Regions from separate parts of the Homo sapiens genome. Here region 1 is linked to region 2. A link is a contact called in ENCODE Hi-C or POLR2A ChIA-PET data. All regions are on one chromosome and are shown on one strand. The core of a region is the stretch at or near the end of the contact, and the rest is flanking DNA. Distances in the headings are between cores, read along the strand shown.

Region 1 (7,142 bases), core at 2,580-5,079, 37 kb after region 2:
ATCACCAGGTCAGGAGATCGAGACCATCCTGGCTGACACAGTGAAACTCTGTCTCTACTAAAAATACAAAAATAGATGGGCGTGATGGCACGTGCCTGTAATCCCAGCTACTCGGGAGGCTGAGGCGGGAGAATCGCTTGAACCTGGGGGGTGGAGGTTGCAGTGAGCCGAGATTGCACCACTGCACTCCTGCCTGGGCCACAGAGCGAGACTCCGTCTTAAAAAAAAAAATCAGCCAGGCGTGGTGGCGCGTGCCTGTAATCCCAGCTACTCAGGACGCTGAGGCAGAAGAATCGCTTGAACCCGGGAGGCGAAGGTTGTGGTGAACCTGGATGGAGCCACCGTACTCCAGCCTGGGCAACACAGCGAGACTCGGTCTGAAAAAAAAAAAAAAAGAAAAAGAAAAAGAAAAAAAAAAAGGGCTGGGCACTGTGGCTCACATCTATAATCCCAGCACTTTGGGAAGCCAAGGCAGGCGGATCACCTAAGGTCTGGAGTTCAAGACCAGCCTGACCAACATGGTGAAATCTCGTCTCTACTAAAAATACAAAATTAGCCAGGTGTGGTGGCGCGTGCCTGTAATCCCAGCTACTCGGGAGGCTGAGGCAGGAGAATCGCTTGAACCCGGGAGGCGGGGGTTGCGGTGAGATTGCGCCATTGTACTCCAGCCTGGGCAACAAGAGCGAAACTCCGTGTTGGAAAAATAAATAAATAAGGAAAGGGCACTCTGAGGCGCTACAGGAGGACGCAGTAGCTCGAGAGAAGTGCCCTGATCTGAGCCATTTTCCTGTTGATCTGAGCACGGGCTTCGGCCGATACAGAGGGGAGGCCACGCAGTGACCTTTACAAAACACCTACTATGGCCAGACGCGGTGGCTCACGCCGGTAATCCCAGCACTTTGAGAGGCCAAGGTGGGTGGATCATGAGGTCAAGAGATTGAGACCATCCTGGGCAACATGGTGAAACCCCATTTCTAACAAAAAATTAGCTGGGCCTGGTGGCGCGGGCCTATAGTCCCAGCTACTCGGGAGGCTGAGGCAGGAGAATCACTTGAACCAGGAGGTGGAGGCTGCAGTGAGCCACCTAGATCACGCCACAGCACTCCAGTCTGGTGACAGAGCGAGACTCGTCTCCAAAAAAAAAAAAAAAAACAATAACAACAACACATAACACCTACTTCCCGCCAGTTCCACCCGAACCCCACCGGCAGCACCCACTCCGTCGTGAGCTGAGGCCACTTGCCCGAGGCCCCACCATGAGGACACAGTTGCGTCCAAACTCAAACCCAGAGTGGACCTAAGAGCCGACCCCTTGGCCTCCCCAACCCTGACTCCTGCCTCCTGGTCAGGCCTGGTTCTTTTCAGGGGGGCTCTGAGTCAGCAGGAAGGGGTGTGGCAGCCCAGGCACGGGGACCCAGTGCCGAAACCCAGCTGAGGTCAAGGCCACCGTGGGTGTGCCCCGTCCGGACAGGGCCAGTGACTCCGCAGGCTAAACCCCTTCCTGCCCCTCAGAGCCCCCAGCATAGGGCTCAGCCCTGGCTGTGAGTAACAGAGACCGGGCTACAGCCCAGGAGGAGCAGGGAGCCGGGGGAACCCCTGTCCACCTCCTGCCTGCCCACAGGACTGCCTGGCAGCCCCTCCCCAACTCTCAGCCACCCCAGCTGAGCTGTTCAGCCCCAGCCAAGGCCTTGGCCCTCTCTGGGCCTCAGTCTCCCTATCTGTCAAATGGGCAGAGGTTTCGGGCAGCGCCGGGCCCTGGGGGGACTGTGTCTGTCCCACCCCTTTCTCCCCCTCCCTTTTTTCCGCCTTCCCCTCGGCTGTGACTCATCCACCCACTCGGAGCTTGTGCAACCCTCTGGCCCCTGTCCCCACCCCTCCGCCCTCTCCTGGGAGCCCCTGGCGGCCCCGAGTCACCCAGCACAGCTCACATTCCTCCAGGCCGGCCGGTGGCTCTCGGGCCAGAGCCCCTGGGCAAGGCCCCTGGGGAGAGGGCCTGAGCTGGGCCTTTCATGGCCTCCTCCGGGCCACCAGACCCTCCTGTCCCCCAGCCCAGCAGCTCAGGCAGGCTCTGACGCCGACGGGCTTGAGCCAGGCCCCACAAGGGAGGCATGGTGTCGGTCCAGCCGGACCCAAAGCCCAGGGCCCTCAGCGCGGGGCCTGAGCTGCCAGGCGACACAGAGGCCTTTGTGAGCTTGCTCAGTGCCACCACGCTCCCCAGGCCCCTCCACCCGCCTTCCTTCCCTCCTTCCAGCCTCGGCCCAGGGCCCAGCTGCTCAGCACCCCCGTCTACTCTAAGGCCTGTGGTGGGGCGGTGGGCTCAGATGTGGCTGCTGGGAGCAGGGAGGGTAGGAGGGGAGCGACCCCACCCAAGGCTCGGCCCTGGGAAGCCTCCGAGGAGTCCCCTTTGGTGGTGTCCACCCCCTGCCACCATCTGCCGTCTGGCCCTGGGCCGCGGGGAGCGTGTGAGCAGATGGAGCTCCGGATCAGACGGGCCCGGGCCCTCCTACCCACCCCAGCATGGGGGGAGACCTCTGACCCAGGCCACCAACGCCCCAAGATGGCTATCCCTGGCCTGCTGGGCCGTTCCTCCCCTCGGGTGACCAGGGTCCCCGCTCTGGAGTGGCTGGGAGGTGTCTTTCCTGGGGCCTGGAGGATGGGCCCAAAATAATCCAGGTGGCTCAGCGACCTCCTGCAGGTCCCCGCCAGTGTGAAGATCCCAGTTCCAGGTTGGGTCCGGGGGTCCCAGTCTCTGCCCTCTCCAGCCTGGGACCCTCTCTTGGGCCCCTGTTCCCCCCTAAATATCACTGAGGCCCTCCCTCAAAGCAGCGAGGCCCGGGGTGATGTCAGCCAAGGAAAGCCCCCGTGAGAGGACTGTGGCCGCGTTTTACAGATGAGAATGCCGGGGCCCAGAGAGGGCTGCAGTCCTGGCCTAAGGATGCCCGGCAGGGCTGACTCCCAGGGGCTGGGGGCCAGGAAATGATGGAGGGGCCGGTCCCCCCACCCACCCAGGGCAAGGCCCTGCCCTCGCCCTGGAAACTAAACTCGCTCTGAGACAACTGACCCACGCCCTCACTCCAGGAACACAAGCCACCTGCCGGCCACGCCCTGCGCCAATGCCCCCACCTAGGCCTCCTGGAGGCCTCCCCTAAGGAAAGGGCCGAAGACCCTGCCTCCGAGGTGGGAGAGGGGAGGCCGGGCCCAGCCAGAGCACCCCCGGCGGGGGCCACAAAGTCTTGGCAATAAAAAGTCCCCGAGTGCTGAAGCCCCACTGTGCGCCCGACACACGGTACACGCCTCCGGAGGTGGCGGTTTCGTTCCCCTCCTCCAGGAAGCCCCGGCCCCACGCCAGCCAGGTCCCCACCCCTGCCGGCCAGGGTCCCCTGGGCTCGGCCCACACCCACCCGGGGCCCCATCTTTCATCACAGCTCCTCCCCCGCGCTGGCCTCCGTGGGATTTCCGGGGCTGCTTGGTGCTGACTCGGCGGCCGAGGGGCAGGCCCTGGCAGGCCCCTCCTGGGCTGGAGGTGGGGCGCCCTCCTCCCCCCGGGCCACTCCCAGGCCCCTAAGCCCAACCCTCCCAGGGTGGCGCATAGTAGGGGCGCAGCAAACCGCCGGATAAACCAGAGACAGCCCACGCCCCGGCCCACCCAGCTGGCTGCCAGGCATACCCAGAAGCAGGGGGCTGTGCAGCCTGCCGGTCCCACCTCCCATCTAACCTAAGGGTCACTTGCTGTAGTGTTTGTCGAGAGCCACGGCACCCGGGCCGCATTTCGGCCCCCTCTGTGCTCCCAAACTAACTGGGCACCTTCACTTCGTCTTCCCCAGGTCCCTGAGAGGCTCAGAGAGGTGAGGCGGCCCAGTCGAGGTCACACAGCAGCCCTCTGATCTGGGCAGCTGCCACTTCCCAGCTGCGGGGGATGTGTCGTGAGCTCGGAAGCACCCTGACGTGGCTCAGGGAGCAGCAGATGTCGCCTAGGAAGGACCCCGGCATCCCAAGAAGGGCACCCCAGCACGGGGAGCATCAGGAACTGAGGCCTGGAGGTGGGCGACCGGGGAAGGGGGACCGGCAGAGAGGAGGCTGCATCGCTAGTGCAGGGTGTGGGAGCCAGGGGCCTCCCCAAGGTCACACGACAAGGTGAGGGCTGGGCAGGTAACTGCCACCCGCCACCTTCCCGAAGGTCACTTCCTGGAGCAGGGGGCCGTCTAATGAGGGGATCAGGGCCCCCACCCAACCCTCTGCCCAGGGAGAGCAGGGAAGGAGGCCAAAGGGACCTCTCACCCCTCATGTGCTGTGCAGAGCAGCTCGGGTTCAAGCCTCGGCTCCCCCACCTCCAAGCTGTGTGACCTTGGGCAAGATGCGAGACCTCTCTGAGCCTCTGTCTCCTGGGGGATGGGGGTCGTAACAGTGGAAAGGGGCCCCCCACTGTGGTCAGGGTCCCGCTCACATCCATTCAGCAAACTTAGCCCAGGGACCTAATGTGCGCCAGAGCCAGTCCCCAAAACACATTGCCAGGCTGTTCACCACCCCTCACGGATGGGAACTTTGCTCCTGAATGCTATTCCGGGAATTCAGTCCCCTCCTCACCTACCAAGGGAGTGAGTGGTGGGGCCTGAGGAGGAAGCTGGAAGGGGAGATCAGGCCCAGAGAGGGTGGGCGGCCGGCCCAAGGTCACACTGTAAGCCTGGTGTGCAGGTGCGGCTGCCAGGCCCGCACCCGGCAGCCCCCGCCCCCTCCCCGCCCAGCGGCCTGTGTTGCAAGGTTGGTCCCGACGGGTAACCCCGCCCTGACCTGGTGCCAAGCCCCGCCTGGCCCAGTCCTCGGCCTGGGTTTAATGGGACAGGAATGCAGTGTCCCGATCGGGGGGCACCAACGGCCTGGGGTGGCTGCCAGCTGCCAGCCCGCCCCCTGCCCGCCTGCCCTCGCCCGCAGGCCTCCCTCTGGGCCAGACATGGAGCAAACAGGCCCTCGGCCATTTTACGTGTCCATTTATTGCCCTAAATGGGGAGGGGCTTCCTGCCTGGGCCTTAAAGGGCCAGAGGCAGGAAGGCCGTGGGGACCCAGTGGGAAGTGTGACAGCGGGGATGGGGGCAGCGATGAGGAGGCCAGGGGGATCCCATCTGACGCCCAACTCATGGGCGGGACTGAGGCCCACCCTGTTCCCACACTCTGAGATGTCATGGGCCAGGAAGCCCAGACTACAGCCCGAGCCCAGGTTCCAAGAGGAAGCTTCATGACGACAGTGGAGGGGCTGAGCTTCCCGTCACTGGGGGCAAGCAAGGCCAGACTCTCGGAAGCCCATCCTTGTCCACCCTGCCATCAGCCCAGGCTGCACCTGCTTAGCTGAGATGCCTGTGAGAGGCCGAGGTGACCTCTCTCTCCCTCCCCTGAGGGAGGCCTGCTTGTCACCTGGAGATACCTGCCCCACCCCCACTCTCGCCTGAGCAGGTGGAAGGCTCAGCCTGGGAGCCTGGCGGCCTGCAGAATCCGGCCAGATCCTTCTCTCAGGCATCCTGATAGGTGGGATGGGCCTTGTTTTCCAGTCAAACCAGAAAGGCGTGGGTGGCGACACTTCCACCGAGTGGCCGTCCACAGCCTGCTGGGGGGACAGATGGAGGGGCTGGTCCTTTGGCCACGCTCCTCCCGAGCGCCGGATTCTCTGAGGGGCGCCTTCTGCGCTTTGGGGCTCTGGACTCGGCGCTCGGGGCCCAAGGGCCAGAGCCGCTCCTCGGAGCAGCTGGGGGAGGCTGGGCCTTGATAATCGCCCCAGAGACCCACGGTACGTGACGGCACCCACAGCGCTGGAAGGCAGGATCTGTGTCTGTGCCCCATTTTGCAAACGGGGAACGGGATCAGAGAGGGGGAGCAGCTTGGCCAGGGTCGCGCAGCAGAACTGGAATTTGAGCACGGGCCGTCTGTCTGGCTCTGGCCTGCCTAACTAGTCCTCCCACGGCTCCTTCCATCCCCTTTCCTGGCCCCCGGATACCAGCAGGAGATGAAATCCCCCTACCCTGGGGGCTGAGAGGAAGGACGGCTTATCCTCATACCCTCAGAGCTGCCTTGCAAGGGAGCTCTCACACAGGAGCCTGGGGCAGGGCTGGAGTCCAGCTGACATGGGTGGCTCAGGGAGGGGCCTCTGCCCCTCCAGCTCTCAAGACAGCTCCGCAGGGGCCTGACACAGTGCACAGTAGTCGCTCAACAAGCATTCCCAATGAGCCGCTGAGCGAACCCTCGAGACAACACTCTAGGGCTGATGACCATCTCCCCACTGTCTGGATGGGAAGACTGAGGCTGGCAGAGGGGGAGTGACTGCTGGGGTGGACCCAAGGGCTGGGCTAGGACTGGACCATGCTCACCCCCACCCAAGGCTCACCCCCACCCAAGCTCGTTCCTCTTGTCCTTGTTGCCCAGGGCTACTGCAGGGCAGTTTATGGTCTGGCAGGTGACAGGTGGGGGTGCAGGTGTCTCACGCAGTTCTGACCCACACCCCACACTCAGGTCTCTGCCATGCCCTGAGCTGACCTGGGAGTTTCCGCCGCGGAGGAGAAAAGACACCACGGGTGGCTTTGCAGGCAGCAGCTGGGGGACCCTCCACAGCCCCAGGAACACAGCGCGCCCCGGCTGCAGGGGTCACGGGGCTCATCCAAGGTCGCAGAGCAAGCGTGCCAGCATTCCAACCCTTGAGGAGCCCTCCTTGGAGCATCTGGGCTGCAGTGGGCTGGCTCTGGGGAGGTGACCTCGGTCTCCTCTGGTCATAAAACCCAGAGCCCTGCCCGCCTCTGAGGACCAAGGTGAGACGAGTTTGTGGCTCGGCAGGATTGCAGAGGGGCCTCGTATGCACGTGCGCCAGCCAGGGCCTGCCCGGTGAGGCAGGGAGGCGAGAGGGCTGTGGCTCGTGCTGTGTGACCTTGGGAGCCATGCTGGCCCTCTCTGAGCCTCAATGTCATCTTCGGACACAGGGTTTAATAAGCCTCGGTGACACTCCATTTGCAGGCAGGTGCCTGCAGTTGAGCCTCTACTGCCAACCTCCGGCCCTGCTTAAAGACAGGTGGGCAGGCGCCCCTGGGCCACCACACAGTGGGAGGGGACTTTGGACAGGCCCCGAGCTGGAAGGATGGAGCACAGGGGGCAGCTCTGACCCCACC
Region 2 (7,139 bases), core at 4,327-6,826:
TGCCCGAGTGGGCCGCCTCGGTACACCGGGCCGGTGCTTGCCGCCTTCTCCCTTTGCATGTGTGATTGTAGGAATGTGTGGCTGTGTCCTGGCTGCTATTTTATAACCACCCCCCATACTGTGAGCATCTGCTCACAGCGTTAAATATTCATCGTCAGCAGCATCTCGTGAGGCTCCCTGGCAGCCTTGGGTGGAGCCAACGGCTGGGCCCTTCTTGTTGGGCTCTCGGATCGGGCCCAGGGGCTGCTTTTCGTGCCCGGGCCGGAGGGCCTGGCTGAGCACCTCACCCCAGAACCGGCTCTGCCTGGCAGGGCCCCCGTGGTCACCTGATCTTGCACCTGGCCCCAAAGGTGCATCTGGTTCAGTGGTGCCCTTGCCTTGGTCCCGTGGCCTTGGATGCTGGGCAGCCCACGAAACCATCTCCCCCTTGGGGAACTTCATGCTTCAGTGGCCCAACAAGAAGGAGCAGCAGAGTGATGTAGGGAAACTGAGTCGCTCCTTAGGAGGAGAAGGTTTGGAGAAAAGTGAGGTGGCGGGGGGTGCGGTTTTTAAATGGGGTGCTCAGCGAAGGCTTTCCTTCTGGTGACATTTGTACAAAGACAAATATAGGGCCATGAGGCTGGTCGGGGGAGGAAGGTTCCAGAAGAGGGAATGGCAGGTGCGGAGGCCCTGATGCAGCATGGCTGGTGGGGCCCAAGCAGGAGGCCAGGGTGGTGGCCGTGTGTGCGCCGGGGTGTGTGTGGCCCTGAGCAGGGGTACTGAGGGTCAGGGGTCTCCTGCGGAGCCATCCCAGGGGGCGGGCTCTGGCTGCTGAGACCGGCAGAGCTGGGGGCAGTCGTCTGCACCGGGCGGGATTTGAAAACAGAGCTGACAGGACTGGCTGAGGGAGTGGATGTTTGCAGGACAGCAGAGACGGGGGCTTCATGGATGCCACCTGGGTTTCTGGCCCCAAACAGCTGACCCCGAGGGCAGAAGGGCAGGTTTGAGGGAGACCCCACAGCCCCTTCCCCAGCATAGGGGGGCCGGGTGTTTGGGGGGAACCGTCAGCGGCCCGGGGCCAGTGGCACAGCAGTGAGAGCACAGGGCACCTCCCAGGCCCCCAGCAGAGAAGCACAGCCCGGTCTCCCCCAGAGGGAGGAGCCCTCCCAGGGCAGGGACCCCAGAGTCTTGTTCTTCAATGACTGGGCCCTGTCTGCCCCAGGCATGGGCTGGCAACAATCCCTGGCCAGCTGGGTGGCTCCCTTGCTGCCTGCTGGGGACCCACCCTTCTCCCCTACCTCCTTCTGAGACACTGAGGGGTGGGGTGTCTGTGTTTTCACCTCCGACCCAGCCTGGAAGCTCAAGGCCCAGCTCAGGTGTAGGCTCCCGTGCAGCCTCCCTGCCCCTGAACCATTGCTCCCCTGGCACTCAGGGCAGACCTGGGCGCGTCTGCAGGTGGCCTGTGTGCCCCCCTCCCAATTAGGCGGCCTTCCTCAAGGGCCCAGCCGGGACTCCACAGCCCATCACCTCTGCAGAGACTGGCTGTGCCCTGAGCATATAAACGGGAACCGGCTGTGGCAGCCCCCTCTTCCTGAGGGCCAGCCACAGACCCGGCACCGGTCCCCGAAGAAACAGGTCAACATGGGCGGGACGTGCAGGCTGAGGCCACAGAGGCCCTGGCAGGGCTGGGAGCCGAGCCCAGGGAGTCTGGCTTTTTTCTTTTTTTTTTTTTTGAAATGGAGTCTCGCTGTCGCCCGGGCTGGAGTGCAGCGGCAGGATCTCAGCTCACTGCAAGCTCCGCCTCCCAGGTTCACGCCATTCTCCTGCCTCAGCCTCCCGAGTAGCTGGGACCACAGGCGCCTGCCACCACGCCCGGCTAATTTTTTGTATTTTTAGTAGAGACGGGGTTTCACCATGTTAGCCAGGATGGTCTCTATCTCCTGACCTCATGATCCGACTGCCTCGGCCTCCCAAAGTGCTGGGATTACAGGCGTGAGCCACTGCACCCGGCTTCTCGTGGGTTTTAATTGAGAAAGTTCCAAGACAGTGCTGGTAGTTGAGGTGCGATCCCATGGCTCCGGTTCTTGTAAAGGCCCTGTCGTGGGTGCAGGCCACACCACTGTGTGCACTGCCGTCCTGGGAGCACCTGGGAGCACAGACATAGCCTGCGAAGCTGATGAGCTCCAGCCTTTACCAGGGGCAGTTCGCCATCCCTGTTCTAAAGGGCTTGCCTGTCATCTCGTTGTCTCGTCTCCCGGCCACTGCAAGGCTGCCATTGTGGCCAGATTCTCGCTCCCCCACGCTCTTCCGATATTTTTTACACTTATAAACAAATAGGTGTTTACTCAGATGCCTTCTCTCCATTTTCATTACACAAGTGATAGCAGGACGTGCACGCTGCTCAGCGTTTTTGCTTTGTATCTAAATATATTTTTTAATGTAGACACAGTCTTGCTATGTTGCCCAGGCTGGTCTCGAACTTCTGAGCCCAAGCAGTCCTCTCACCTCAGCCTCCTGAGTAGCGGGAATGACAGCTGCACACCAGCACACCTGGCTCAGGCTTATTTAAAAACTTTTTTTAGAGACAAGGTCTCACTGTGTTGCCTGGGCTGGGCTCCAACTCCTGTGCTACAGCGATCCTCCCACCTTGGCCTCCTGAAGGGTTGGGGTTACAGGCATGAGCCGCTGTGCCCAGCCTGCAAGTTTCTTTGAACGCATGTTTCCATGTATTGAGGGAAAATACTTTGGAGTGGGATTCCTGATTCCTGGGTGATAGGGTAGGTCTGTGCTTACCTTTATAAGGGTAGTTTCCCAGAGTGATGGTACTGTCTTATAACCCCACCAGCAGAGAGTTCTGATTGCTCTACACCTTTGCCATCTCTTAGAGTTGCCAGTCCTTTCATTTTAGCCATGCTAGTGGGTGTGTAGAGAGGTATTTTATTTTATTTTACCTCATTTTATATTATTGATACAGAGCCTCACTCTGTCACCCAGGCTGGAGTGCAGTTACACAATCTCGGCTCACTGCAACCTCCGCCTTCTGGGTTTAAGCGATTCTCCTCAGCCTCCCGAGTAGCTGGGATTAGAGGCGTGTGTCACCATGCCTGGCTAATTTTTGTATTTTTAGTAGAGATGGGGTTACCATATTGTCCAGGCTGGTCTTGAACTCCTGACCTCAAGTGATCCACCTGCCTCGCCTCCACAGTGCTGGGATTCCAGGCATGAGCCACCGCACCTGGCCTGGGTGTGTAGAGAGGATTTAAACCGGTCTTGGATTTCTACACAAATCGCAGGGGCCTGAAATACTGGCTGATATTTTGTGGAGGATTTTACATCTGTGTTCATGAGGGGTATTCATCGGGAATTTTCCTTCCTTGATGCTGAGTTGTGAGGTTTTGGTATCAGAGTTATGCTGGCCTTGTAAAATAAGAAGTATGCTTTCCTTCTCTGTTTTTTGAAAGAGTTTATGTACGGTTTATGTGGTTTCTTTCCAAAATGTTTTATAGAATTCACCGATATGGACCTGCATTTTCTTTTTCTTTTTTTTTTTTTTTTTTTTTGAGATGGGGTCTGATTCTGTTGCCCAGGCTGGAGTGCAGTGGTACGATCATGGCTCACTGCAGCCTCCACTTCCTGGGTTCAAGCAATCCTCCTGCCTCAGCCTCCAAAGTAGCTGGGACTACAGGTGGTGTGCACCTCCACACCTGGCTAATTTAAAAATTTTTTGTAGAGACAAGGTCTCACTTTGTTGCCCAGGCTGGCCTCAAACTCCTGGGCTCAAGCAATCCACCCACCTCAGCCCCCAAAGTGCTGGGATTACAGGCATGAGCCACCATGCCCAATCTGGACCTGCAGTTTTCAGAAAAGGTTTTAATTATGGATCCAACTTCCTTAACAGGTAAAGAGCTTTTCAAACTTCCTGTATCTTTTGGTACCCGTTTTGGTAATTTGCATCTTTGGGAGGATTTGTCCATGTCACTAAGTTGTCAGATTCATTGGCATAAAGTTTCACCTTTTATTCCCCTATTGAACCGAAAAGCTGTAGGGTCTGTACTATTGTTCTTTCATTTCTGATATTGGTAGTTTGTGTTCTCACTGTCTTTTTGTTGTTCAGCTAGAGTTTTGTTTTTTTTGTTGTTGTTGTTGTTTTTGGTGGTTTTTTTTGAGACAGAGTCTCGCTCTGTAGCCCAGGCTGGAGTGCAGTGGCACGATCTTGGCTCACTGCAAGCTTCGCCTCCCTGCAAGCTCCGCCTCCCAGGTTCGCGCCATTCTCCTGCCTCAGCCTCCCTAGTAGCTGGGACTGCAGGCGCCTGCCACTACACCCAGCTAATTTTTTGTATTTTTAGTAGAGATGGGGTTTCACCGTGTTAGCCAGGATGGTCTCGATCTCCTGACCTCGTGATCCACCCCCCTCGGCCTCCCAAAATGCTGGGATTACAGGCGTGAGCCACCGCGCCTGGCCGTTTGTTTTTGTTTTTGTTTTTTTGGGTTTTTTTGGAAACAGTCTCACTCTGTCGCCCAGGCAGTGGTGTGATCTCCACTCACTGCAACCTTTGCCTCTCAGCTTCAGACAATTCTCCTGCCTCAGCCTCCCAAGTAGCTGGGATTACAGGCGCCCGAACCAGGCCTGGCTATTTTTTTTTTTTTTGAGACACCACACCCTGCTGTTTTTTTAAGAGATGCGGCAGCCAGGCGCCGTAGCTCATGCCTGTAATTCCAGCACATTGGGAGGCCGAGGTGGGCAGATCACCTGAGGTCGGGAGTTCGAGAGCAGCCTGGCCAACATGGAGAAACCCTACCTCTACTAAAAATAGAAAATTAGCCGGGCGTGGTGGCTCATGCCTGTAATCCCAGCTGTTTTGGGAGGCTGAGGCAGGAGGATCACTTGAACCCAGGAGGTGGAGGTTGCAGTGAGCTGAGATTGTGCTATTGCAGTCCAGCCTGGGCAACAAGAGTGAAACAAAGTCTCAAAAAAAAAAAAAAAAATGGGGCTGGCTGGGCACAGTGGCTCACGCCTGTAATCCCAGCATTTTGAGAGTTTGAGATGGGCGGATCACCTGAGGTCACGAGTTCGAAACCAGCCTGGCCAACATGGCGAAATCCCATCTCTACTAAAAATACAAAAATTAGCCAGGCTTGGTGGCTATTCGGGAGGTTGAGGCAGGAGAATCGCTTAAACCCGGGAGACGGAGGTTGCAGTCAGCCGAGATCGTGCCATTGCACTCCAGCCTGGGCGACAGGGTAAAACTCCATCTCCAAAACAAAACAAAACAAAACAAAACAAACAAAAACCAATGTTTTCTGACTGCGCCTCTGCCTGTCAGTCCAGTTGTAAGTAAGAGGGTAGGGCCCAGGCTTGTGAGCACCATGGCCTTCATCCCGTCAGTACCCCCCGCACCACCTCTGTCCGGGTGACGTGGCCACCCTGCAGGCAGGAGGAGAGCAAGGGCCGGGTCCGGTTTGTGCTCAGGAGAGAGGAGGTATGGCAGTGTCCTGCTGGCCTGGCTGGGTCCAGCTCTCCCCGCCAGGCAGCTCGGCACTTTTCGGTTTCCTAAGTAGACGCCTGCATCCCACAGGCTGCGAAGGTCACCCAGCAATCTGAGTGGCCGTCAACAGGACACAGGCCATGGTGAGCGGCCCCGAGAAGGGGATGGGCGGGAGTCCTCCCTCATCCTCCTTCCTGGGCGGCCCCCACCTCTGCCCCACATATCTGTCCAGCCAACTTCCCATTTCCTGTTTCCTGGTCTGAAGAGGCGCAGGCTGGGAAAAGCGACTGGGCTCGGGGGACCTGCCAGGGACCAGACATGCCCCTGACCCCGTGTTTGTCTTCAGTCCCACAGAACAACGAGAAGCTTCAGGAGAGCCCGTGCATCTTCGCATTGACGCCAAGACAGGTGGAGTTGATCCGGAACTCCAGGTGTGCGGCACCTCCCCCAGCCCAGCACCCCACCGCCCGCCCACCCACTTTCTCCTGGGCTCACTGGGGAGAGCCGGCAGCCACGTCCACTGCAGGCCTCGCTCGGGCTCAGTCCAGAACCGTGCTGCAAGGCAGTGGCCGGGTTTGCTTCCTTCCAGAAAACCCCATCCTGGGTCTCAGGTGCTGGCCTGTGTGCCCACTGCCTGTGCCCTGCAGCCTGCTAGAGAGAGGCGGACTGACTGTGCCCTTTTAACACGGTCTTGCCCTCCTGGGCCCATCCTGGGCATTGCAGGGAGCGGAGGAGCATTCCTCGCCTCCACCCACGCCATGACAAGAACACACCCCTGTTGTGACAACCACAGATGTCCCCAGACATTGTCCAGTGTCCCCTAGGGCAGGATAACCCGGGCGAGACCTCCCTGGGTTAGGGGATTCCACGTATCCCCAAGAGACTCTGTGTCCCATGATCCTCTGCCCTGCTGAGGTCCCAGAAGGCTGCATACATTGAAATCCACACCCTGAATTGGAGGGGGAGAAAGTAGGTGAATCCCAGGAGCTGGGGGTCCCCGGTTTACACCGCCCGCCTTAGGAATTTATTCTGGTGTCCAGCATGAGCAGGAAGTTAAGTCAGGTGTTTTTTTGTTTTTTTTTTTTGAGACTGAGTGTAGCTCTTGTTATCCAGGCTTCCAGGCTGGAGTGCAGTGGCGCGATTTTGGCTTCCTGCAACCTCCACCTGCTGGATTCAAGCAATTCTCCTGCCTCAGCCTCCCAAGTAGCTGGGATTACAGGCGCTCACTACCACGCCCGGCTAATCTTGTATTTTTAGTAGAGATAGGGTTTTGCCATGTTGATCAGGCTGGTCTCGAATTCCTGACTCAGGTGATTCACCCACCTCAGCCTCCCAGAATGCTGGGATTACAGGCGTGAGCCACTGCGCCTGGCGGAAGTCAGGTTTTTTCCCAGTTATATAATGAATACGGGGTTTCCCCCTCCATACCGTGGATAGTGAGGTGGGATGGTTCCCTCGGTGGGGCCGTCCTGGGCACTGCAGGCTGCTGAGCAGCATCCCTGGCCTCCACCTGCTCTGTGCCAGGAACACCCCTAACTCTGACAACCACAGATGTCCCCAGACACAGCTCGGTGTCGCCTGGGGCAGGGTCGTCCTCAGATGAGGACGGTTGAACTGTGGCAGGTGAGGGGCCAGTGTGGCTGCCCTGCGCTCTGCTCCTCCCTCAGTCTCTCC

Evidence for each region. Hi-C counts contacts between places; a loop is a spot of excess contacts on that map. ChIA-PET counts read pairs that join two places held with the same protein, here RNA polymerase II (POLR2A). Pooled maps may share reads with other maps.
Region 1: a loop to region 2 is called in a map of heart left ventricle, with 3 times the contacts of the local background. The contact joins two enhancer-like sites. A Hi-C loop is called at or near these places in 23 of 168 maps with a recorded cell type or tissue (Right ventricle myocardium inferior, Right ventricle myocardium superior, adrenal gland and 14 more) and 18 of 50 pooled maps. POLR2A ChIA-PET finds 5 or more read pairs at or near these places in 12 of 52 experiments (AG04449, CD8-positive, alpha-beta memory T cell, GM10248 and 8 more).

The regions. Positions count from the first base shown.
Region 1 is chr19:4,056,647-4,063,788 of GRCh38, forward strand. All of the region lies in intron 1 of ZBTB7A (zinc finger and BTB domain containing 7A), which reads right to left. Among named protein-coding and RNA genes, the nearest start is that of ZBTB7A, 6.7 kb to the right of the region's middle. RefSeq lists enhancers at 1,614-1,673, 3,762-3,871, 5,902-6,409, 6,904-7,083 and silencers at 3,072-3,201, 3,222-3,611, 4,632-4,871, 4,902-4,951. Within about 2 kb of position 3,830, at least 34 of the 41 ENCODE cell types and tissues checked have a DNase peak (open chromatin) inside an H3K27ac peak, as active enhancers do; they include psoas muscle and right lobe of liver, where a contact is called at or near this core.
Region 2 is chr19:4,018,225-4,025,363 of GRCh38, forward strand. PIAS4 (protein inhibitor of activated STAT 4) reads left to right here. Exons shown (of 11, transcript NM_015897.4): 3 at 5,812-5,896. Among named protein-coding and RNA genes, the nearest start is that of PIAS4, 14 kb to the left of the region's middle. Within about 2 kb of position 5,577, at least 5 of the 41 ENCODE cell types and tissues checked have a DNase peak (open chromatin) inside an H3K27ac peak, as active enhancers do; they include psoas muscle and right lobe of liver, where a contact is called at or near this core.